Regions from separate parts of the Mus musculus genome. Here region 1 is linked to region 2. The links are chromatin contacts, found by Hi-C or POLR2A ChIA-PET in ENCODE. All regions are on one chromosome and are shown on one strand. Each heading gives the region's core, a stretch centred on a gene start or an enhancer-like site at or near the end of the contact. The rest is flanking DNA. Distances are from core to core; before and after follow the strand shown. Region 1 holds the start of Mgst2 (microsomal glutathione S-transferase 2). Region 2 holds the start of Maml3 (mastermind like transcriptional coactivator 3).

Region 1 (6,964 bases), core at 3,784-6,283, 440 kb before region 2:
GTGTGTGTGTGTGTGTAGGGCTGCAGGGTGCTGAGGGAGTTGGAGGAGGATTTCTATTTCTCTTCAGTAGCCTCTGGAATTCTTTTATCTTATCCTCTCCTAACCCTTAAATAAACTTAGGATGAGTGAGGTTGAGGCCTTCTTCTGTCAAAAGCCATCGTGAAGCCAGTCAAATGGTAGTTCCAGTCTTCTGGGGGAACCTGGGGAGCCTTGGAAATGATACCTGCATTTTGGAGCCTGTGTTATGACACGGCGTGGCCTCATCAACACACAGGGCTGGTCACTCTGTCCTTATGGAGGCTGGCAGCCATGGCTTATGGTAGCACACATGGGTGGCGATGCCTGTGGACAGCATCGTGTTTGCTCCCTCGTGTTATTTCATCTGCGTGTCTGAGGGGTCCTGGAAGGTCAGAACTATCACTTGTCTTTGAAGAGAACGCATGTGCAGGGAAGAGTAGCCTCTGGCTCCTACCCTGGGCTGTGAGCATAGGTCAGGTACCTTTCCTTACTTCGAAAGAGTCGCCTTCCGTTTCTTGCATTTTGTTCTTTTATCTTTGGGTTTGGGCATGGCACTCCAGTGCTGGATGTCGGGAAGTTTCTGCCAAGGCTTGTTCTAACATGACTAGAAGCCATCTGCCCTGTGCCTTGGGCACATGACTCCTCGAAATGGTAAAATGCTTTTGTCCTCTTCAGTTGGCTTTTCCTCACATAGGATTGATAGCGCAAAGCGCCTCCATTTCTGAAAGGCAAGAAAGACAGACCATGTTGTTTAGCTTTTTGTTACTGAAACAGAACACAGGAGAAAATCAGTTAAAAGGAAAAGAGGGGATTTTGGCTCATGGTCTGTTGCTTTGGGCCTGTGGTAGCACAGTGCCTCATAGCAGGAGGATGTTACATGGAAGGCCTGTTGGTCTCATTGTGGCTGGGAAACGGGGGAGGGGGGTGGGAGGGGAGGAGGCAAGGCCTCAATCTCTCTTGTAAGGATACTCTCACAGTGGCCTAACTTCTTCCCAATATGCTTCTCTCCCCCCACCCTCTAGACAGGGTTTCTCTGTGTAGCCCTGGTTATTCTAGAACTCACTCTGTAGACCAGGCTGGCCTCAAACTCAGAGATCTGCCTGCCTCTGCCTCCTGAGTGCTGGGCGTAAAGGCATGTGCCACAAACTCCAGATTAGACTCCACTCGTTAAAGATTTGCCCAGTACCTCCAATGTTTTAGGGGCCAAACCTTCAACACATTGGCCCTTGGAAAACACTTATACAAGCAATGGTATCTTCTACCCTATTGTGTCACATTGCATCCTATTGTATCACACTGTATCTTATTGTATCACATTGTATCCTGCTGCATCACATTGTACCCTAGTGTATCACAATGTGCCGTATTATATAACAATGCATCCTATTGTAACACAATCTATCCTATTGCATCACATTGTACCCTGTTGTTGCTGTTTCCCAGATCTTTGCAGTACATGAGAAATGGATACAATCCCTTGTTCACTAATATGAGTGTTTCCTTAAAACTTGCCTAGTCCCCTATGGGGTTTTTCAGCTGGCCAGAGCATCCTCAGGATCATGCAGTAAACTTGAGGCGTGTGGAGAGTATCCATGATCCACTTTTCCATCAAGACCATTTGGGTCATCAAGAGAACTGTTTCCTCAATTACTTCTGGGCAACTCCGGGAAGGAGATGTATTTTCTGTCTTGTTCTTCCTCCGCCACACAGCATGCTGGCAGCTGGGAGAGTTCTGCCACAGTGCCTTGCACCCTCCAGGATGATGGACAAGCTGTCATCATTTGGAAGCTGTTATTATTTTTGAAGGACAGGGAGGAGAGGGAGAGGGTGGGACAGAGAACAACTGGGGGTTGTGCAATAGAGAATGTTTGAGAGAAAACATTTATTTCATTGTAGATATCATTTCTTGACATCAGTTAGCAGAATTGTGCAGAAATAACCACATTTGTTTTGAGACTTCTTCTACTACACTGCCTAGGCAGAACCCCCTTTTATAGTGATGGGGGGCAATTCCAGGGCTCAGTCTGTGCTGAGCAGTGCTACTCTATGGAGCTCCATTCCCCGTGCTGAGTCTAGAGCCTTCAGAATAGTTATAGTTAATGTTTTCACCTTATAAAAACAATTCCTCCTCATAGTTCAGAAGCATTTTTCCATTACCAACCCCTGACCTGCCTCACTGAGAGTGGCTTTGGTAAGCAGTCAGTACCGAAATGTGCCGAGTTCTTACAGAGCCCTTAGCAGTGTCTCAGATGACACACTCTAAGTATACTTACCTACTCCTGTGAACATGTTGCTTAGATCTTAGATACGATCTAGTTATCTTAGATCCTTCTTCTTAGATAGCTACGAGGAGAAGTCCAGTGGTGGATTTCTCAGTGCCTCTCAGTGGTGTGTGGCTATCACAGGCCCTAGTTGCTGTTCTGTAGTGTGTGGCTGGCATGTCGAAGGCCCTGGATTTAATCCCTAGTGCTGAGGAAGGTAAAGAGAAAAGAGGGACATTATAAGAGTTGATGTGTCTTTCGGAGAAATGTCTTTTCTTCAGTGCAGGGGATGTTACAGCAAACCTCTGGGACTCAGTAGGGAAAGGTGCTTCTAGTTCAAGCCTGAAGACCCAAGCTCACTTCCCGTACTCTACGGTGGGAGGAGACAACCAGCTGTGATCTCCACATGTGGGGTGTGGCCCACACATACTGGTCCATACACATGCCTGTCCACACACATACCTCTACATACACATAGCTGTACACATTCATGCACACATACCTGCACACACACATACCTGTACATATACATGCCTGTACACAATATGTATACAGACATGTATATGTACAACTGAACACACACATACCTGTATACATACATACCTATACACACATACATGTACACATATGCATACCTGTACACACATACACCTGAACACACACATACCTGCACACACACCTGTACACACACATACCTGTAATATATAACCAAAACACACATATACCTATACACACACCTGTATACACATACATACTTATATACACACATACCTGCACACACACATACTTGTACATACATATACATGTATACACACCACACCCATACCTGTATATATTCACATACATGTACACACACATACCTGCACACACACATATATGCACATACATATACACATATGTATATACATACATGCCTGTACACACACTTGTCCACACATACCTGTACACACATATACCTGTACACACACATACCTGTACACACATATATGTGTACACATACCACACACATGCATGTGTGCAAATACACACACACACAAAGTAGACTAATCCAAGACTTCAAGGTCCGGATGAAAAGGACGAAAGGAACATTAGTTCTGTGTCCTTGTTCAGAATGGCAAAGCCTGCCTCATCCCGGAGCCAGTGCTCTGAAGGAGTCAAGGTGGTGGCTTCTGGGACCTGACTCCACTCTGGGCTATGGTTAGCAGTCCTAAAACAACCGTGTCTGAGGTAGTCTGTGTTCTCTTTGCTGACATTGTCTGACTTAGCTCTCTGCTGGCCTTGGCCATTACTCTCCCTGAAGACAGGCTTTTATCATGCCATGATTCTTAATAAACTGGCTTGGCATAAGTGACCAGCCGGTACAGACCTCCCTGGCCCAGCTTTGGTCTTTCTTATCCCTGGTCCTTCCACTCAGTGCCTCACTGTTATATCTGTTGGTTCAGATAATATACATACAACAATATATATTTAAAAAATAAAACAAAGCCTAGTTTTGTAGGCTTTTGTTGCTTCCACAGCAATATTCTCATGGTAGGATCACATACAAATTTTGTCTCTGCAGAAGGTCAGTAATGTCCCTGAGTGAAGCCCTGAGGAGACAACCAGCTGTGATCTTCTACCTTTCTAGAGGTAGTACCTATTTATGGCAGGATTAATCTGCCTCAAAAGAGATGCAAAAGGTTTCTGGTGAGTTGGGGACAGGGGCATGACAAGATTGACACTGGGGAGCCTTAGTACCCTGTTGGTACAAGGTCAAGGGCATCTTTAAGCCACCTGAGGAATCTAGCATGGACAGGCATGGCCTCCTGGGCAAACATGATCTTCTCCACCCAGACAGCTATGCATCATCACCAGGCTCGGGCCCAGCCCCCCAGGGCAGATGGTGTCTCTCAGACCCTTTGCATTGAACTTTGCTCCACCCTGTAGATGTGGTTAAACACCTCAGGACCCTAGAGCAGGAACTACAGATGCTCGAGGACCAGAGGCCCCACGTCCCCAGTGAAAGAGAGCGTCAAAAAATGACTAATAAGGCAGAGCAGGTGCGTAGGCTTCAGGCTTTTATTTATTTTTAATTTGTCTCTTAGGAGCTGGAGTTGAGGAATTGGGAGAGATCGGGGTGTGTGTGTGTATTTGGTAAAAAAAAAAAAAGACAGTAACTCAGTAGGCAGCTCAAGAGGGTCAATCTGGAGTCTTTGTGTGTGTGTGTGTGTGTGTGTGTGTGTGTGTGTGTGTACACAAGAACACTTAATCCTAGATCTTCAATTTACTAGGTGAATCAAGTCATCTTAGCATAGATATGAAATTAGCATAAGAACTTCACACTAGGAATTAGAGAGATCTCAGAAAGGTTTTGGGCAGAGTGAAGGGCCAAAGAGCTGGTGAAGAGGCAGAGAAAATAGAGTAGCCCAGGCTCTGAGGCTGGAAGGCTCACCGCAGGGCGAGCTGGTGTGTTTGTGTATCTGTATGTCTGTGTAGGGTGTGTGTCTGTGTAGGGTGTGAGTCTGTGTAGGAAGTGTGTGTAAGGTGTGTGTCTGTGTAGGGTGTGTGTCTGTGTAGGGTGTGTGTCTGGGGTGTGTTCAGAAAGAAACAGATATGGTTCTGTGCCAGCAGCCCAGCCTTGCCTGCTTCTGTGGTTTTCTCTTCCAGTGCAAAGGTTGTTACTCAACCTTGAATCCTGCTTTTTTTTTCTTTCCCAATCCTGTTGACTCAACTCTGTTGCCTTTATAAAGGAGAAGACCAGCCCCTCAGGGTCCTAAAGCACCTATGCTCTTCATCTGACTTCCTACAAACAGTTCTGTGAAAGAGATCAGAGAGTGAAAGAAAGATGGCCGGGGATTCAAGCCTGCTGGCTGCAGTCTCTCTTCTCTCTGCCTGTCAGCAAAGTAAGAACACTGGAGCTGTGTGTGTGCACGGGTGTATGTGTGTGCACACGTGTGTGTGTGTGTGTGTGTGTGTGTGAGAGAGAGAGAGAGAGAGAGAGAGAGAGAGAGAGAGAGAGAGAGAGATTGCTTCAGTGTTTAGGTTTCATGCCTGCATTTTGTTGGTAGTTCTGGGTGCCCAGCAGACAGTTGCTCAGAGTGGCTTGCCCACTCCTTCCCCGAGATGGGTAGAATTTGAGGATGTTCTCTCTGGGATGTTGTGGGCCTCTGAGCCCAGTGACTCTATCATTTATGGTGACAGTTCATATCTCAGTGCCGGGAGCCCCAGGAGTCTCAGGCAGGGCCGTGAGCACATAAAAATGGAGAGCACAGACAGCCGTTAGGCATGTTCACCAGGAAACTATTCCTGTCTCTAAAGTTGGTTGTAAACATTTAAAGCATTTTTGTTTCGTTTTGTTTTGTCTTTAAGAAAAATTGCCCATGGCAGATTTGATCACCAGGGTAAAGTTCTGCAGAAATATGCAGTTTAGATTACATAATGAATTCTAAATATTACAAGATATCTCCACTAGGATGACTTCACATCCACCTCGGCCTGGATAAATGGAGACTCTGTCTGCCCAGGAGCGAAGTTCCTCAACTCATGCTACCTTCCTTCCATGCTTAGTGAACAGTTGCTTACCAAGAATGCCTGTTTATTCTTTCTGGGGTGCATCTTCCAGATACCTGGGTTGAGAGCTGGGGATAGTGCAGGCTGCACACCGCCGGGAGGAAATGACTGCTCTGTTTAGTGGGAGAGCAGGGTCTCCGCACTCGCGCAGTGGCTAGCCTAGCCAGTCTGCTTTGTGGATAAGGGAAACTGTGCTTTTGTGGACTAGAGCAGGAATTTGCTACCAACCCCTGGAGAATTTGGGTCTAAGCAAACAGTGTACCTTGGTCTTGCAGTTACAAGGGGGGGCAACAGGGACAAGGGCTACATGTCCCTTCCCACAGAGACTCTATCCCCACAGAGAGCCTTTTGTGTGTTGACTCATGCTGAGGACACTGTGTGCTGGGACCAGGCATGAGGCAGTTCGATGGTGATGGAAGACGAGAACAGGAAGAGAAGAGACCAGAAAAATGATGTTTGTGGCAGAAAAAAAAAGTTTAATTGTTGGGGGTGGATCGCAGAGAGAGAGAGGGAGAGAGAGAGAGAGAGAGAGAGAGAGACACGGAGACAAAGAGACAGAGAGATACTGTTTAGCCAGCCACTTCAACAGAAGTTTGTTGTTCACAGAATTAGGACACCTAATTCATTCAGGCTTTTAAGACAGACCCACCAAGATCTGTGTAGTCCACCTTTCCGGAAGTGCACCCGGACCTGTGTGGTTCAGCCTTCCGGAAGCTGACTGCTCCAGGCCAGGATTTTCTGCTTTTCCATCTCCTCAGCACAGAAAGTTAAACAGGATCCTGAGTAGGAAGTACCTCCGTGGTGACTGGCCCAGAATAGGTCCTTACCACTGTTCCCCTCCTAAACTTCTTATCTGCACAGAGAAGCTGCCAAATAGAGAAGTGGCTTCCCCGGGGGAAGGCTCTGTGATTGAGTGGTCCTCGGTGGTGGAGGAAGTATCCCCTTGTACTGTCCCTAGCACACAAACATCCCCCCAGCCCCAGGAAAGAGGAAAGGTAAGAGAAATTCAGTCTTTCCACAGAAGGGATGGAATAGCTTGTCCATGGTTACTGCATGCCATTTGCCCGTGTGTTCTTCCTGAGGCAGAGCTCAGAGGATAGATTGGGGCTTTTACTCCAGAACCTGACCCCAAGCAC
Region 2 (6,086 bases), core at 827-3,326:
GGGTCAGAGCACAGCTCTGGCTCCCCTGCGCCCCCGCCTCCTTCTCGACCCCCTCGCAGCTGCCCCACCTGCCCTGCCACAGCCGCGGGTCTAGAGCGACGAGCGCAGCGCTCGCGCGCCCGGCATCCGCGCGCGCCCCCACGAGTACGCGCGCGCAGCCACCCTCACTCGCTTCTCACCCACTTCAAAGTTCATTCACAAAACTCTCAGACTTTCCCAAGCCCAAAGGAGAGGAAGTCAGGGACTCTTCCTTCCCCTCCTAAGGGTTCAGGGCCTGGCGCCCACTCAGAATGTGCGACAGCATCAATTTCTCCCTGCACCCGGCGGATGTGATGAGAGGGGTGGGCGAAAGGGGACCTATCTGGGGAGGCGCGGTGGTACAGAGAAAGGTGAAGGCGGGGCGCGGAGAGGAGCAGCGTGGTTTCTACTCCTGGGTTCACTCTGGTTCGCATCGATTTCTAAGACAAGGAGGGGGAAACTTTTCCTGCACCTCACTCTGGCACTAAAGCTCCCTCCTCCCCTTGGAGTCGTGACTGGCTTCTCTCCCTCTCATCCCTTCCTCCCCAAATCTGACAACCCTGACAGATTAACAGGTAGCGGCGGCGGCGAAAGCGTTTACCCTGAGAAAAGTTGACGTTAACCCTTCGTCTCCATCCCACCTCATCCCTCGGTGCAAATCAGACCCTCACAGCCCCCAAGCCAGGAACTCCACGCCCCCGACCCCAACGCGCACCCCAGTGAGCCCTCACCATGATCAGCGTATGGTTCCTCTGCTCGGCTGAGGCAGCCTCCGCATCTTGCTGGGTTTTACTCGGGTGCTGCTGCTTGCCGCTGCCGGCGCCCGATTTCTTGGCTCTCTGCTCCAGGGTCCTCTGATAGAGGCTCACGGTGTCCCGGCGCTCCAGCTCCAGCTGCTCCACCTGAGCCTGCTGATACCTGTTCTCGCAGTTGACGTGGTGCCGCCGGCAGCCCTCGATGCGCTGGCGGAGCCGCTCGACTACCGTGCTGTGCTTGGGGACGGCCGCCGAGCTGCCGCCGGGGCCCCCGGAGCCGCCGCAGCCGCCGGCAGCGGGGTGATTGCCACTCGGAGCAACCGGAGTGCTATTGGGAGTATTCACGCCGATCCCGGCCCCGCCGAGGCTGCTGCTCAGGCTGCTGTTGATGCAGATACTACTACCATTCGCGGCGGCAGCGGGGGCTGCGAAATCCCCCATCCTGCTCCCGGGGCACACTATTTTGGAAGAACTTTTTTTTTTAATCCACCCCCTATCAGCCTTCTCCTTGGGTCCAAGGATTAAAATAGTTTAAGTGGAACGCGGGGGAGACGCAAGCACATGGATGAAAAAACAGCGATCCCCACGGGGTGAAAAAAGGGGGAAGAGATTTTGGGGTGTTTTTTTTCCTTAAAAAAACTGTAAAGATCGAGGGGAGAAAAAAAGGGGGTGTTATCAGAATACCATCAGACACCTATCAACAAATAGAATCCCAACAAACTGAGCCGGCAGCAGATCGGCTTGCAACTCAAGGGGAGATCCGCTCCTCGCCTGCCTCCTTTTAATAATCCATTATTTTCTAATAAATTCCAGGAGGTTTCCGGTGGTTGGCAAGCATTTTCTCCCTACGTACCGAAAAACACACCCCATGTACACACACGAGCGTGTGCCTCCAGTGCGGACACGCGCGACACACACTCACTCCACGCCGCATCGGAAAACGGCGAGCTTGCTTATTGCATTTTCCTTCCACAAAAAAGTTTTGGTGTTTATGCCGCCCCGTGTTCTCAAAGTACTTTGGCTGCTCAGTTGCATTTCACAGGAGCCTAGACATCGAGTCCTCGGGCTGGGCAAGTAAACACATGGACAGTCCGAGGCGACTGCAAAAGTAGATCGCTGGAGTCCTTTGCGAAACGCCGCGCGGAGAGCAGCCACTAATGCTCGGCCAGGCTGCCGCTGCCGCCGCCGCCTCCGCCACCATCACAATGATCAACTGCTCGCCGCCGCCGCCGCCTCCTCCTCCTCCTCGCGCTCCTCCACCTCCTCCTCCTCCTCCATGCCAGCGGAGTGATATCAGGACGCGCGAGCTCAGTAAACACGGCAGCGGCGGCGGCTGGAGGCCGTGAGACAAGCCCGGGGACCCGGTGCAAAACCCGGCCCGGACTCTCCCCTGGCGGGAGCGGGCGCGGCGCGCACCGACCTGACTCCCGCCTCCCTTGCCCCCCCACCCCCTCCCCTTCCCCAATCCAGCTGCTCCCCAGGCTGGGAAGCCCCGACCTGCCAGGAAGAGGGGGGAAAACAAAGATTGGGGGGAATCTTAGGAGTGGATCACCTTTTGACCCGTGTGTGTGTGTGTGTGTGTGTGTGTGTGTGTGTGTGTGTGTGTGTGTGTGTGTGTGTGTAAGTGAGCGCGCGGCGCGCGTGTATGTGTGTGTGCGCGCGCGCGAGTGCGCGGGGACGCGCCAGGCTGGCTGTGTTTCCTTCTGCCCAGCGAGGTATCCAGCGAGCCCAAGTTGTTGTTATACATTTATGCATTATATTGCAGAAATGTGCATGACCAGGCAGAAACAGTGCAGCTTCCCAGCAGCTGTCATCCCCACCCATGTGAAATGAAATAGGCAAACGAGTGGCTTGTTTTCAAGGCCCAGAGAAGACCCTGCTAGTGAACTCTTGCTCAAACTCTAGGACCCTCTTTAACTCAAATAATTTTTTTTCCTTACGTTTATTTGTTTATTGGGAAGAAGTGCCTAGTGCCACACCCCACGCACGCTTAGAAGTCAGAAGACAGCTTTGTGGAGTCCTCTAAGGTGGGTACTTGAGTTTGAACCAAGGTTGTCAAGATCTGGGGCAGTCAGTCACCTTTACCTCCTGGAAATTTCATCAAAGTACCCATTCCTCAATGAACAGAACTAAGCAGTCAAAACAAAACAAAACCTTGGGATATTATTTATTTCTCTGTACATAACGACTGTGGTTATTATGACGATTATTGTTTTATTTATCCTTGAAAAAAAATAAAACCAAGCAAGCAGGGACTTGGAGGTGAGACTAACAGTACATTTAAACAGACTGTTTTGAACACTAGGTGCTAATGACGGCAGCAATTAAGGGTCCTGCCTAAATCAAGTGGAAAGATTGCAGATTTCATGCTTTAGAACTATAGAAAGAAAGAAAGAAAAAAAAAACACAGCATTTCACAGTTTGTTGTGACCAAAACAAAAACAAGCCAAAAAGTGTGTGGGGGGCAGGCTTAGCTTACCACTAGATATATTTTTTTATTTCAATGGATTCACATTCACAATAGCACGATTGAAATGGAGTAGCTGCAGAGAAGTAATCTCAGGTTTTGTTAATTATTATCACACATTATCTACCCAGACACTGAGTAGAACATCTGACAAGAAAGTTCAAACACCCTTGGCTCAGTCTTACACCATTGCCCAGAGACGTCTGCAAAAATGAAAAGGCAGAAATTGCTAGCACTTCTGGGGTCCCTGGGCTACAGACCTCGATGGTGGGGTGTTCATGAAACGGCTTTTTGAATGGATTTGGGGGGGGGAGGGGGTAAAAACACAGCCCTGTTTTCTAAAGTACCCAGGAATAAAAGAAGGCTGGGCCTTGTTTTTTGTATGACAAAACTTTTCCCGGGGAGGTGCGATACACACACCTACTCATTCCAGACAGAGAACCCACCACAGACCAGAGAACAGATGCCATCAAAGGTCCAACTTAAAGAACCAATGAGTTTCATTGGTGTTACTTACAGGAATATGGGTGAGGGGTTCCTTACTGGAGCAGAAATTACTCAAAGACAGCTGCCTCACCACAGCCCACCACAGCCTGGGGACAGCTCACAAGAGCTGGAAACCCGGAGCACACTGCACAGCCTACAGGCAACTCAACAGGCTGGACTGGGTCCTTTCCTGGAGGTGCCTCAGTTGACCTAAACCTCTTCCAGGTAGCTTGGCTGGTTTCTGCAGCTTCTGAGTAGCTGATCTGATCCCAGTCTTCTTTGCAGCTTGGCTTGTCTGAGTGTTTTTGTTTTTGTGAGTTGGGTTTTTTTTTTTTTTTTTTTTTTAACAGTTTCTTTCCCAAGTCTGAGAGCAACTCTTAGCTTCTATCATTTACTCTGGCTGAGAGGAGCCTAGTGAATCTGGTCAGTTTCAGGGACTTCCTGAAGCTGTTTTGAGTAATTTACCTTCCTGCTTAAGGAGCACTTATGCATTAGTCATGAAGAAGCCTCTTCATTTCTTGGCTTTACTGTTTAGTAGCGATGCTGTTTCTAACCTCATAGTATCAGATATCTGTAGCTATAGTTCTCTTCATTTAATTGGGTCTATATGGTGAGCTGTATCTTTAATACCCACTGAATTATTTGGCTTTGAAAAGGGGGAACAAATTATTTATCTTGGTGAAAGGCTATAAGAGGGAAAACCTAATAGGAGAGGGTCTCTTGTTAAAGTTGCCTTCCTTTTTTGAAATCCATCTAATCGATGTACAAACTCCCGAATCATTAGTGCTCCTCAGTGACAGCCAGAAAACTAATCTGAGGGGCAGAAGAGCTGGCTCAAAACACCAGCAGAGTACCTTGGTTCCCAGGATCCGCATGGTAGTTTACAACAGCCTAGAATCCCAGCTCCCGAGGATCTGGCAGCCTCCTCTGGCCTCACAGTCGCCAGGCACACATGCAGCGCACATACATGCAGGCGAAATAGCAAGAAATAAATCCTTTTAAAAAGAAAACTAAACCAAGAAAGTTACATACAGAAGTAACCATTTGATTGATATGTGTGTGTGTGTATGTATGTATGTATGTTTAAAAAGAGATGAGCAAGTCGCCTTTCTGACAGTCTCACAAGGAAGTCTATACCCACAGCTTCCCTGCAGAGAGAAGGCTGTGATAGCAAGCATGCTCTAATCCTCACACCTACATAACCAAGTCAAGACTGCACCTTCATTTACCCAGGCAGGAAGTTGGAGGGACTGAACTGCAGGGTCTCTGGCTTCGAGACATGGCTATTCATTCTATTTCTTCTTGAAACTCAGACTTTAATTTTTTTTTTCATGGAGAATTTCCCATGTTGAGAGAACAACAATAATAATTGCAGCATTATGAGTTCCCATAAGTTAATTTTCTCATCTATCTTAAGAGGAAACTGAAAGTACATGGAAATTTGCATCCCTCTGTTTGGGAGACCAGTTTGTAGAGGAGTTTACTTTGGGACTGTACCCAGGAGCTCCCCAAAGACAAGTAGAACTGTTCTTGCATGACTTTAGCAAGTGGGGCCTGATTTTAGGGCATAATGTGGGCCACATTCAAAAGAGGAACAGACCTCTCTCTCTCTCTCTCTCTCTCTCTCTCTCTCTCTCTCTCTCTCTCTCTCTCTTCCTCTCTCTCTCTCTTACACACACACACACACACACACACACACACACACATACACAATTACTCACCTCTTCAAAGAGGGTGCAATGGCAGTCACAAGCAAAACACCAACTTGGACAATAGTCTACTATGCATACTTGAGGTCAGAAACACCATTGCATCTGTGAAGGGGGGCTAGAAAAATCAGGAAATGAGCAGGACTGGAGAATTGAACCACACAGGCCAGTCATCATAGAGTAGTGATGTTCTTTTACTGTCGTGACACCAGCCAAAGCAGAGACCTCTGTCCTCACTACTTCTAGACCCTCTGACACATCTCTGCCAGCCTGCCTAGATTCCTCCTTGGAAGACTTAGAGAAAGCCAAGTTCCAAGGGCAGTGATTTTACATCTCTGTCATTACTGCGTATTGATAGTGCGAGCAACCTTGTCTTTTATTTGTGCATGCCATAGAGTGAATCTTCGGGGTCAGGGCTCTAGACTCACAAGCAACTTTTGATGGTGTGGAAAAATAAAGATAACCTGAGATGTGCCAGACGTGGTGGCACACACATTTAATCCCAGCACTTGGGAGGCAGAGACAGGTGGGTCTTTGAGTTTGAGGCCAACCTGGTCTGTTGGGCTGTGGGTGTTTGGGAAAGGAGGGGGGAGGGAGAGAGTCCGAGTCCGGCCAGAGTTCCTGTTCTGGGCGGGCGGACACAGGAGGACT

What was found. A loop is a pair of places that touch in the nucleus more often than their neighbours do. ChIA-PET counts read pairs that join two places held with the same protein, here RNA polymerase II (POLR2A).
Region 1: a loop to region 2 is called in a map of v-Abl transformed pro-B cells, with 2.2 times the contacts of the local background. The contact joins the promoter of Mgst2 here to the promoter of Maml3 in region 2. A Hi-C loop is called at or near these places in 2 of 37 maps with a recorded cell type or tissue (both v-Abl transformed pro-B cells). POLR2A ChIA-PET finds 5 or more read pairs at or near these places in 1 of 5 experiments (Patski).

Annotation. Positions count from the first base shown.
Region 1 is chr3:51,656,146-51,663,109 of GRCm38, forward strand. Mgst2 (microsomal glutathione S-transferase 2) reads left to right here and starts at 5,034. Exons shown (of 5, transcript NM_174995.3): 1 at 5,034-5,161. The coding sequence starts at 5,104.
Region 2 is chr3:52,102,930-52,109,015 of GRCm38, forward strand. Maml3 (mastermind like transcriptional coactivator 3) reads right to left here and starts at 2,077. Exons shown (of 5, transcript NM_001004176.2): 1 at 750-2,077. The coding sequence starts at 1,214.